2 separate regions of the Homo sapiens genome follow, and region 1 is linked to region 2. Evidence: chromatin loops called from intact Hi-C (ENCODE). Cell type or tissue: GM12878. All regions are shown on one strand. Each heading gives the region's core, and the rest is flanking DNA. Links, peaks and the distances in the headings are about the cores only.

Region 1 (5,384 bases), core at 154-5,153, 120 kb before region 2:
AATGCAATAGTGAGTTCTTGAGGGATCTGGTTGTTTAAAATTCTGTGGCATCTTCCCCCTTCTCTTGCTCCTGCTCTTGCCATGTAATGTACCTGCTCCTACCTTGCCTTCCACCATGAGTAAAAGCTTCCTGGAGCCTCCCGAGAAACTGAGCAGATGCCGGCACCATGGCTATGTAGCCTGCAGAACTGTGAGCCAATAAAGCCTCTTTTCTTAATTGAAATACCTAATCTCTACTGTTTCTTTATAGCAATACAAAAACGGTCTAGCACAATCTTTTAAATTTCTGTCTCTTTTAGTGTACCTTCCATGCACCAAATTCTTCTCAGGAAAATGCTGGATCAATAATGTGAATTTTATTCTCCTATATCTAGTCAAATAAGCATAACTGAAGAAAAAATTACCATGCAGATGTGAACCACTACAAATATATTTTTCCAGCTTCAACTGGTTCCTCAGTGCTGTGCATGAATTCTTGATGTGTTCTTAGCTATGGTCTCTTCACCTCACTTATTGAGTGAATGAAAGCATTTGCTTTCATTCCTCTCATTTCAAATATGAGGGCTGATATTTGTGAGATTTCTCTCACTTTCTGAAGAACATCTTGCTTTGTTACTTACTTATAAAAGGGAAAGAATCTGTCATAAATTGGCCCAAATGTCCCCCCAACATATCAACAGATCTACATTCACCCATCCTTACCTCTTCTGTCCACTCTCAGAGGATGAGGTGCTCTGCTGTTCAAGGCCTGTCCCTCCATCTGTCCCCTTGACCCTGGCTTCCCATAACTTATCTGGGATTTCACTCCATCAGTTCTCTCACCCTCTCATTTTCAGCCCACCTCATTATTGGCCCTGCATTCAGCTAATCAATACGCTCAAATTATCTCCCATCCTAAAAATAAAACCAAAAGTCTCTTTCAGTTGGCTGCCATATTCTCTCTTCCAAATTTCTGTAAATTAAAAGTAGTCTGTGTTTCTCCCCCAAACGACTCTCTTTAATCTCTGGATCTTCTGACCCACCACTTTGCTGAAAATTTGGCCATAAATAACTCCCCTTCTTACAGTCTTTTTGGATATTTCCTATCCTTAGTGAATCATTGTGCTGTGCTTGATGCTTGTTGCCCCCTCTTCCCTTCTCCCTTGGTAACTGAGGTAACAGCAGGGGAAAAGTTTGCCCAAGGAGAATGTCGATTGAAAAGAGAAGAAGCCCAAAGGTGAAAACTTAGGTGAAGTGAACATTTTAAAAAGCAGGAGCCTATGATTGAAGAACTTTAAATTTAGAGGAAATGGTCAGATGACAAGAGAAAAACCAAGAGATGATGTCGTGGAAGCTAGAGGAGAAAAGGAGAGGGATCAATGTGCCCAGCAATTTCTTCAAGGCAATAGGCTGCGCAAGAGACTGGCAGTTAGGAGCCTCGTGCTCTTGGCTCACTTCATAGCCATCTAGTTCTGTGGCCTACCAGTTCTCATCCTTTGAATTCTTAGGTTAGACGAGAAGATACATGAGATCTCTAAATCTTCAGGTTTAAACGTAGATGTCTTTCACTACACCAGAGTAAATAGCTTATTCAATATTCATTTTATGATCGTTATTGGACTTCGGCTTCCTACTGCCTTTCAAATAGGCCATCGCAAGATTTTGTCCAGTAGTAACGGTAAGCATTGCGGCATCTTTACTTATCTTCCATGCTCAAACAAACCAGCCATCTGGGCATTCTCAGCCATAGAGCCTCTTACTGTTTTGAGTCACTACCTTCTAAAGGTTGTACTGGTTTTATCCCAATCTCTACCAAAATAAATGCATGAGCCAAAGAAACTGGCTCATGTGTTATGAATAGATTTGTTCTCTGTAAATATAACTTCAAAAATACTATGAAAAAAGTATATGTATTTAGGTTCAGGAATTCCAGAACTGGGTACTTTGCTTTTTCACCCTTCATTTTTCTTTTTTCTGAAAGATTTCATCTCAGACTTATAAATGGAAACAAAACACCTTGGGAAAAGAAAGAAGTAGTATTGATTAATTTCTTCTATATATTATTCTAGCCCCCTTTAGTCAGAAAATAGCTAAGAGTACTGTTCTTTTGGCATTTGGAGTAAAACTAGTTCCTAACATTCTTTTTTGAGTGAACTTATATCTCAGACACCAAGGAACAAATGAGAAGTGTAAAAACAGCACTGCCTCTACCAACTCCCACTATTTTTCTGTCTTGAAACACTTTTTAAAAGTTCAATATAAATTACCTGACAATGGCATTTGCAGCTGTGGCAAGGTGATGGGAAGTGGATTTCTTTTGCCAAGTTTCCTTTGAGGGGTGCCGGTAGCAGTCCTTTCTAACTCTGTGGTTATACCCGGTGCAGCACAGATAGTCTCCAGGAACTGTTAATCCTTTCCTTGCAGCAAATTTACAGTGGCAGCCAAGGAAAACAGAAATCAATGTGACTTGATGGGAAGAAGGAGATGATTGCCAACTGGAAGATGGCAGTGGAAAGATAAACTTTTACAAAAGAAATAGATCTAACTTGTCAGGAAAGCATGCACCTGTATGAAAATTCATGAAGCAATGTGTAGAAATGCGATGATGAGTTGGGTGATGATAAAAGGAGAGAGAAATAGAATTGATATTGTCATGGAAGTCAGCTTTACACTAAATGGCCAGAGAGGAGATGCATAGTGTTTTCTGAATATAGCCAATAATACTGACACAGAACAGGATCCAGAAGTGATGGGGGTAGGGCCGAGGCTTTATCTACACAGCTGCTGAAAGTTTCATTCTGCTAAAAGCATGTATCTGGTAAATTCTTGACTCGCTTTACTAATAGTTTCATCTCTCAGATGTTTGAGGAAGTGATAAGGGGAACTGCAACTTAACTATGAATTTCAGGGAAGGGCTAGATGATGATGCGTCAGGGACAGGAAATTTGTGAGATATTTACCCCTATATTTTGGAGATTTGTAAGAGTGAGCAGTGGGAATTCTGGGAAGAGTCAGAAAGCCACTTCGGCCTTCAGGAAAACAGATTTCAAAGAAACCAGACAGAAATTTTTCACATTTTTTAAAAGGAATGTAGCTCAAGAGGGAAGGGCAATTCTAAAAGTGAGGAGAGAAGAGAAAGTCTAACAAAGCAGTTATAACTTCCAATATAAAAAAGAATTCTTTAAAATTTTTGAGCTTTAAAGAAACAATAGGTATTTATTTATTAGTGAACTCCCCAGTCACTGGAAACAAACTAATTCCACACAGTTGCCTCTAAATAATGGAATCAAGGGGATTTTTATATAGCATGGGAATTTGAACTATATCAAATGTATGTGTACCTTGATTCTTCTGGCAGACTGGAGAAGCCTGTGGATCTCTTCTCTTAATAATGATTTTAAATGTAGAGAATTACAAAAAAGTTACATTGAAATACAGCTATCTAAATTTTAAAAATAAATTCGTGATATAATAATGTATGCATATCCTCATTAATGCATTAAATAATAAGATCTAGTATCAGGTCTAATAACTATTGTAATTTTGAGTAGCACAGAGTGTAAATATCATTTCAAGATACCAAAAACAAATTTGATGAGATGTGAAAATATTTCAGTCACAGGTGCCATGAATACTACTGACATTTTTTACCTAAATTAATAGTTTAAGAAAACACTATGGTACAGTTAGACATTTGTATAAAGATGTAGCTGGGCATGGTGGCATGTGCCTGTAGTCCCAGTTACTTGGGAGGCTGAAGCAGGAGGAACCCTTGAGCCCAAAAGTTCTGGGCTGTAGTGAGCTATGCCAGTTGAGTGTCTGCACTAAGTTCAGCATCAGTATGGTAACCTCCTGTTAGCGGGGCCTACGGGGCTGGCAAAGGAGGGGTGAATGGACCCAGGTCGGAAGCAGAGCAGGTCATAACTCCGGTGCTGATCAGTAGTTGGATCGCCTGTGAATAGCCACTGCACTCCAGCCTGGGCAACATAGCAAGACCCTATTGTTAAAATATATATACATATTTTTTCTATCCAAGTTCATAGATACCCTGAATTCTATCCAGAAAAGCCTGAATTCTACCCAAGGAACCATGAGATTCTACTAAAGTGACTGCATATGAAATTTCACTGGATTCCCATTTCCTGTAGAGAAAAAAACAAATTTTAGAATTGCAAAATAGGTCTTCAATGTGGTGCTTGAGGAATGGAACTCTGGAACCAGTTTGCCTAGGTTCAAATCTCATTTCAGCTGCCTAGCTTTGTGATCTAGAGCAAATTACTTAAATTCTTAATGCCTCAGTTTTCATATATGTAAAATGGGAGAAATTGTAGTATTCATCTCATTGGGTTTGTCTGAAGTTTCAGTGAAATAATTATTGTGTTGTCATTAGCTATTACTAACACTGATGTAATCTTATTTATCACTTTACCCACCCTCTATCTCTAGCCTGTGCTTAGACATGCTAAGCTAACTGCAATTGCACAAACACACCGACATTGTTTCACCCCTCCATGCCCTCACTCATGTTACTCCTTCTGCCTGAAGAATTGGTGGTAAATCTTTTGCAACACCTTCCCTTCCTTGCATCTACCCCTGTACCTTAAAATCCATCAATCCAATCTGGCAACACTTCTATGAAGTCATTTTACCTCATTCAGAGCAAACTGACCAATTTCTTCTTTGGGTTTTATCATGCTTCTTCTGACCAGCAAATTTTGATCTGTATTAACCCTGGCAGATAACAGATTAACAGATAGGTCTAGCACCCGGGAGAGCAGTCAGGGCTGGACATATAAATTTGGGAGTTATTAGCATGTTAACTTATAGGTGGTAAAGACTTGGGACTGAATGTGATATTCTAGCAATAATGCAGGAAAGGAAGAAAAGAGAGTTAAGTGCCTGGCACATAAGGCACCATACATGTCTGTATGTTGATCATAGCCAATGCTGTCTTTATGTACTTTTGTTACTTTTTCTTCTCAACGAGCATACACTGCTCAAGGATAAGAACCAGGATTTGATGATGAAGACCTTATGACAAAGCTAAAGCCAGGTGTGCAGTGCAGTTCTCACAAATGGATGGATAGGTGGACAGGTGGATGAATGAGTGGATGAATTGATGAGTGCATAGTATAATAGTAGAGGGTTTTCAGCATTCATATCAAGACAGAGGTCAAACTAGCTATGCTGACAGAAAACCAAACAAAAATGATTTAATCTCTCAAATGATTCACATGTAACTGGAATCTTGGCCCTGCTTTTCTCATGAATTGCCCTTCAGGTATATGCCTTCTTGTTGGAACTATTTCTAACTTACTGGGTTGCTGTGGAAATCAAATGAGAGAATGTATAATATAATGCTTTATGAAATGTAAAGAGCTATACATATGTAAATAATTAAACTA
Region 2 (5,384 bases), core at 220-5,219:
GCAGCCAAGAATGGGTCTACCTACCACCTGGTAGTTTACATGCAAAGGGGAATAAAGGAAGCCAAATGACTGTAAGTTTCTTGCATAATCCACACCAGAAAGCATTGCCTACAGACTGTAACTGCCCGCTATTGACTCTGTTGCTTCATGATGAATGCTGGATGAAACATCTTCAAATTCTACCTGATTTATGTATGATGTCAACATGACTTAAGGTAAGGGCAAAATATGTGTTTTATTTTCCTTACTTGGATTCCCATTAATATATTAAACACTTTCACCATTAATAACAGTTCATTGGCATTTTAGCAGATCTACAGAACTGTGATTCATGACTACTGTCACTTCATCTTGAATTTCATCAGTTAAAGTAAATTTGCTTTCAATTAGTTGTTTTAGTTTTATAAATGATCAAAAATCAATTTTGATTACAATGACAGTCGTAGGCCACATATCACTCTGCGAACCTGCATAATATGCACTAAGCTTTACTCTTCTCATTCTGTAATTTATGCTTTTATGTAAAATCATAGCATTCTGAGAAGTGCCCAAGAAATGTGATATTACAGGTAATTCATAATGTCTAGAAGTAGGCATTTAGTAATCAGATTTTCCATTTGGCTGATGGATAATGCAATTTAATTTTTCAAGGGAAAATAATTCTAAGTAGAGATGGCAGATTTAAGCAGAAATAGAAATTATATTATTTCCTTAAGAGTAAGTAAGTATACATAGAGGGAGGGAAAAGAGAAAACATGTCTTCATGGACTAGGATGTCATTATACTCTTGTCATTATACTCTTGTCATTGTCATTACAAAACAACAGTGCAGGCTCACACCTTCAATGTTTGGTAGGGCGGCTGTAAGTCACACTTACTTAGTTTTGTTCACTGGAATCAGAGATGGTGTCAAAGCAACGTGGCAAGTCAGGTCGAGCCTGCGGGATGGTATTTTGAGCCCATGTGGAAGACTTAATGAAATGTGCAGAATTTTAATCTTTTGCAAATTCCAGCGAGAACACTAAACTAAAACACGACTAATGACAAGTTCATTACCTCACATTCGAGGTACATAAGGCAGATAATTTCATACGGCTTTGCTAAATGCCTTTAAATTCCTGGCAAAACAAAAGCACAACCTGCATGTCATGCAGTCACTCTACGCAACGCCAATAAAACTATAGTCAGTGCTGCCTACCAGGTAGCAATCTGTCATTCTTGCTCTAAACCCTATTGAAAGGCTGTGCAAAGCTTTGTAATCCTGTAACACGTGGAGGAGGATGTGCTGGAAACAGAAGGGGCTGGGAAGCTGGTCCAGGGACTGAGTCACACGAGGGCAGTCTGGAAACAAAGTTTGTATGCACACGGAGGACAGCTTAAGACATTGGTAGGGAAGGGGGTGGAGCCTTTAACTTCTTATGTAACTAAGTCATGGAGCTGCTCCATTGAAAACAAGAAAAATACAATAACCACTAATAGTCATTTGTCCTTGAAAACTGTAGCCACTAGTGAGAACATAGATTTTTTTAATTCTATCTGGTGACCTGCAATCAATACAGATCCTGCTCCTATCTCATTCAAGCTGCCCCTTTCCTATGCTTCAGATGTCCATCTCTGGATCTTTGCAGTCGCTGCTTCCCACTTTATGGAGCTTCAACAGCAGCAATGCTGATTATTCACACATGCTCCCCCTGATACTTAAAAGCCAGGCTCTAGCTTTTATGTGATTATTTGTTGACAGCAGTGTCAACATGTATCTCATTTTGAAAAAAATCTAAATCAAGATCTCTTAAGAAATAATTTGATATTATTCAAGACCTTCCTCCCATCTCTTCTCGGAATGTGTTAATATACAAGAGCAATACATGTTTTGCTCTTTAGTATTTGTTTGGTGTTTCACTTGCCCATTCACTCCTTCAAGAAACATTACTGCATACGCATTATACCCTAGGCTCTGTGCTGAACACTGGAGGTATAAAGAGAGTGAACGATTCAAACAGCCCCAGAGCAGAGAGAAGTGCATGACTAATTATAATGTAATTTAAAGGCCTTACGGGATCATCCCCAGCACTGTGAAACTGGAGGAAGAAGCAGCATTCAAGTGAGTGAATGTGTATTTGGACTGAGCAAAGGGAATATTCTTCAAGAGAGATTCAAAAGGCTTCTGAACGAGATGAGTCATAAAGGACAGCCAAGGCCTTATCCAGGTGAGCAATTTCTAGAAGGTGCAGCAAAACCTGGAGGCATCAGAGAGCAGAACACAACTGCAGAACAGAGGACCCCAAGTGGCAGAGGCAAAGGTGAGTATGATGGTGAGTAACTGGAACAGTAAGGAATTTAACAGTAGAGAAAAGAAACACGTCGACAACACGGCCAATGCTCTCCAAGTTTAAGTTTGGTTAAATATAAACACAGACGTGCTTTTCTTTGTTGCTTTAAAAGAAGAAAAAGGAAAAACGAAACTGTCATTTGAAAAATTCTTCTCTTAGGAGGTATTTATAGAGCAATCTAAGACCCAGGGAGTTATGTGGACAATTAGCTAAATGGGATGAATACTTAACCTCAGAGATTATTACTCATATGCAGAAGTACAGAAGTTGAAAAGTCAAATCTGTGGTTATGAGGGAATTTTTCCCCTGAGCCATACTGGCAAGAATCTTGAAGGTTTTTTCGGTGGCTGTTGTTGGCCTCTTCTTCAATTTATCAGAGCACTTTGTAGAAAACATCCATGCTCCCATGTCATGCCAAAAGTAATGAAATGTAAAACATGATGCAATTCTATGCTTTTTCCTTAATAATTACTGAAATTTATTTTTCTTGGAGAAACAGACAATCTAGGAGCTTAGCTGACAGCCTCAATTTGCCATCTTGTAAGAGTAATTTTGAGACTTTAAGTTCCATGCACATAGGCATGAGATAACTGAGACGTGCTCTTCAATTCTGAAGGGATGGTCCTTTGTTACTAAACAATTTGTAGCACATTTGGTAGTTCTGGTTTGTGGTTAGTTCAGAACCACTGTTTCCACCTGTCCTGTGATTGCATGCCTTTGTTTCTTTGTTTAGTATGAGGTTCTGAATATATCATTTAGTTTTTTGTGTTAACTACCATTATACTTTACTACCAACGGTGAAAAAAGAAATTATTCATTTCTTATTGGCCATAAGCACTAATTTATAGAGGGAGTATATAAAGTTAGGGAGAAAAGGTTTTTTCCCCGTCTCCCATCCTCTGCTTAAACTATATATTTTACTTTTAAACTTTTTTACATGGTCTCACATTTACACTGAATATTTGTTTTGACTTTTTTTTTTTTTTCATTTGTTTTGACTTCTTTTTTTTTCAGATGGGGTCTCACTCTGTTGCCCAGGCTGGAGTGCAGTGGTGCTATCATGGCTGACTGCAGCCTCAACCTCCCTAGGCTTAAGGCATCTTCCCACCTCAACCTGTAGCTGGGACTACAGACATGTGACACCATGCCCGATTAATTTGTTTGTTTGTTTGTTTGTTTGTTTGCATTTTTTTGTAGAGACAGGGATTTGCCATGTTACCAGGCTGATCTCAAACTCCTGGGCTCAAGCAATTCTCACGTCTCAGTCTCCCAAAGTGTTGGGATTACAGGCGTAAGCCACCATGCCTGGCCACCTTCTTCATTTTTTTGCCCCCTTTTTCTTGAGTAAACCACCAGTACCTAGAATAGCCCCTGCATATGGCTTGCACTCAATATACACATTAAAGAGTTAAACAAGAACATTTACTTTAGTCACTAACATTCTGATATGGTTTGAATTTGTGTCCCCACCCAAATCTCATGTGGAATTGTAATCCCCCATGTTGGAGGAAGGGCCTGGTGTCAGGTAATTGCATCATGGGAGCAAACCTCCCCCTTGCTGTTCTCATGATAGTGAGTGAGTTCTAAGGAGATCTGTTTGTTTTAAAAAGTGAGTGGCACCTCCCACCCTCCCTCTCCTCCTCCTGTTCCCACCATGTAATATGTACTGGCTTCCCCTTTGCCTTCCGCCATGACTGTAAGTTTCCTGAGGCCTCCCCAGCCATGTCTCCTGTATGGCCTGCAGAACTGAGCGTCAATAAAACCTCTTTTCTTTACAAACTACCCAGTCTCAGGTAGTTCGTTACAGCAGTGTGAGAACAGACTACTACATATCCTTTTGGCTTCTATAATCTTACTTTTAAAAATGCTCTTTCTGAGAACTTTGGTAATGGTTTCCCATCTTACCCCAAAATTGTGTGTTTGGGCTTCTCTTTCAGTCACTTTCAGGTTTGAATGCACATATTTTGTCACCATTTCAATTTTGATGAGTTGCATTTCTGCTTTTGCCTCCTAGAGTTTCCTTCCTCAGTGAAAGCTTCATGATCATGTCTGCCAAACACCTCCACTTAGATCTTTATACCAATTCAATAGAGTTCAATTTTTCTCAGCCTAGTGACTACGTTTTCCTTTTCTATTAATCCTTTACAGCCAAATCAAATGAGTTTACATTTCCTTCCTTCCTTCCTTCCTTCCTTCCTTCCTTCATTCCCTCCCTCCCTCCCTCCCTCCCTCCCTCCCTCCTTCCTTTCGAGACAGGGTCTCTTTCTACAGTGAAGGCTGGAGTGGAGTGCTGTGGCACAATCATAGCCCACTGCAGTCTCACATTCCTGGCCTCAAGTGTTCCTCCTGCCTCAGCCTCCTGAGTAGCTGGAACTACAGGTGTGTGCCACCACACTTGCTATTTTTTTTGGTTGTTTTGTGGAGACTGGGTCTTACTATGTTGCCTAGGCTCGTCTTGAAGTACTAGCCTCAAGTATTGTTCCTGCATCAGCCTCCCAAAGTTTTAGGATTACAGGAATGAGCCATCATGCCCACCTAAATGTTTTTATTTCATACAATCTCCAAGAGGTAACCCTGAAATCTTATTTGGTGTATTAACTGCTACAGAATGTACAATTTGTTTAAGAAAATACTGTATAATTTGTTCAAGAAAATTTTCCAAAAGGGTCTTTCTTTCTTATCACTATGGGCACACTTCTCTTAAAAATTTCTAAACTCCTGATTTTTAAAATTTTAATTAAGATAAAATACACATATATAATTTACCATCTTTACAATTTTTAAATGTTCAGTTTAATGGTAATAAATACATTTATATTCTTGTTTTTTTCCTTTATCCTCTACTTCCCACTCCCCTTCTCGGCCTCTGGTAACCTCTAATCTACTCTCTGTCTTCATAGGATCTACTTTTTTAGCACCTGCATGAGAACATGTGATGTTTGTCTTTCGGTCCCTCGCTTATTTCACTTAACAAAATGGCCTCCAGTTCCATACATGTTGCTGCAAATGACAGGATTTCATTCTTTTTTATGGCTGAATAGTACCACATTGTGT

What was found. Peaks named below come from ENCODE experiments on the same cell type or tissue, not always from the same donor. Only the 100,000 strongest peaks of a DNase experiment are listed, where the experiment ranks them.
Region 1: a loop joins it to region 2, with 3.0 times the contacts of the local background. A loop is called at or near these places in 1 of 110 quality-filtered maps.

What each region holds. Positions count from the first base shown.
Region 1 is chr12:24,703,100-24,708,483 of GRCh38, forward strand. It overlaps LOC124902897, which reads left to right and starts at 1,370. Exons shown (of 5, transcript XR_007063242.1): 1 at 1,370-1,657. LOC105369698 (a long non-coding RNA gene) reads right to left here and starts at 2,572. Exons shown (of 3, transcript XR_001749046.2): 1 at 2,247-2,572. It also overlaps the pseudogene RN7SL38P. In GM12878, for the core only: no CTCF peak of the experiment used is centred there; a DNase peak (open chromatin) is centred at 2,802; H3K4me3 peaks cover 383 bases; H3K27ac peaks cover 675 bases.
Region 2 is chr12:24,819,733-24,825,116 of GRCh38, forward strand. All of the region lies in intron 10 of BCAT1 (branched chain amino acid transaminase 1), which reads right to left. BCAT1-AS1 (BCAT1 antisense RNA 1) reads left to right here and starts at 126. Exons shown (of 4, transcript XR_007063245.1): 1 at 126-215; 2 at 2,048-2,207. RefSeq lists enhancers at 2,268-2,467, 2,858-2,907. In GM12878, for the core only: no CTCF peak of the experiment used is centred there; DNase peaks (open chromatin) are centred at 2,249, 2,619, 3,029 and 4,199; H3K4me3 peaks cover 370 bases; H3K27ac peaks cover 3,390 bases.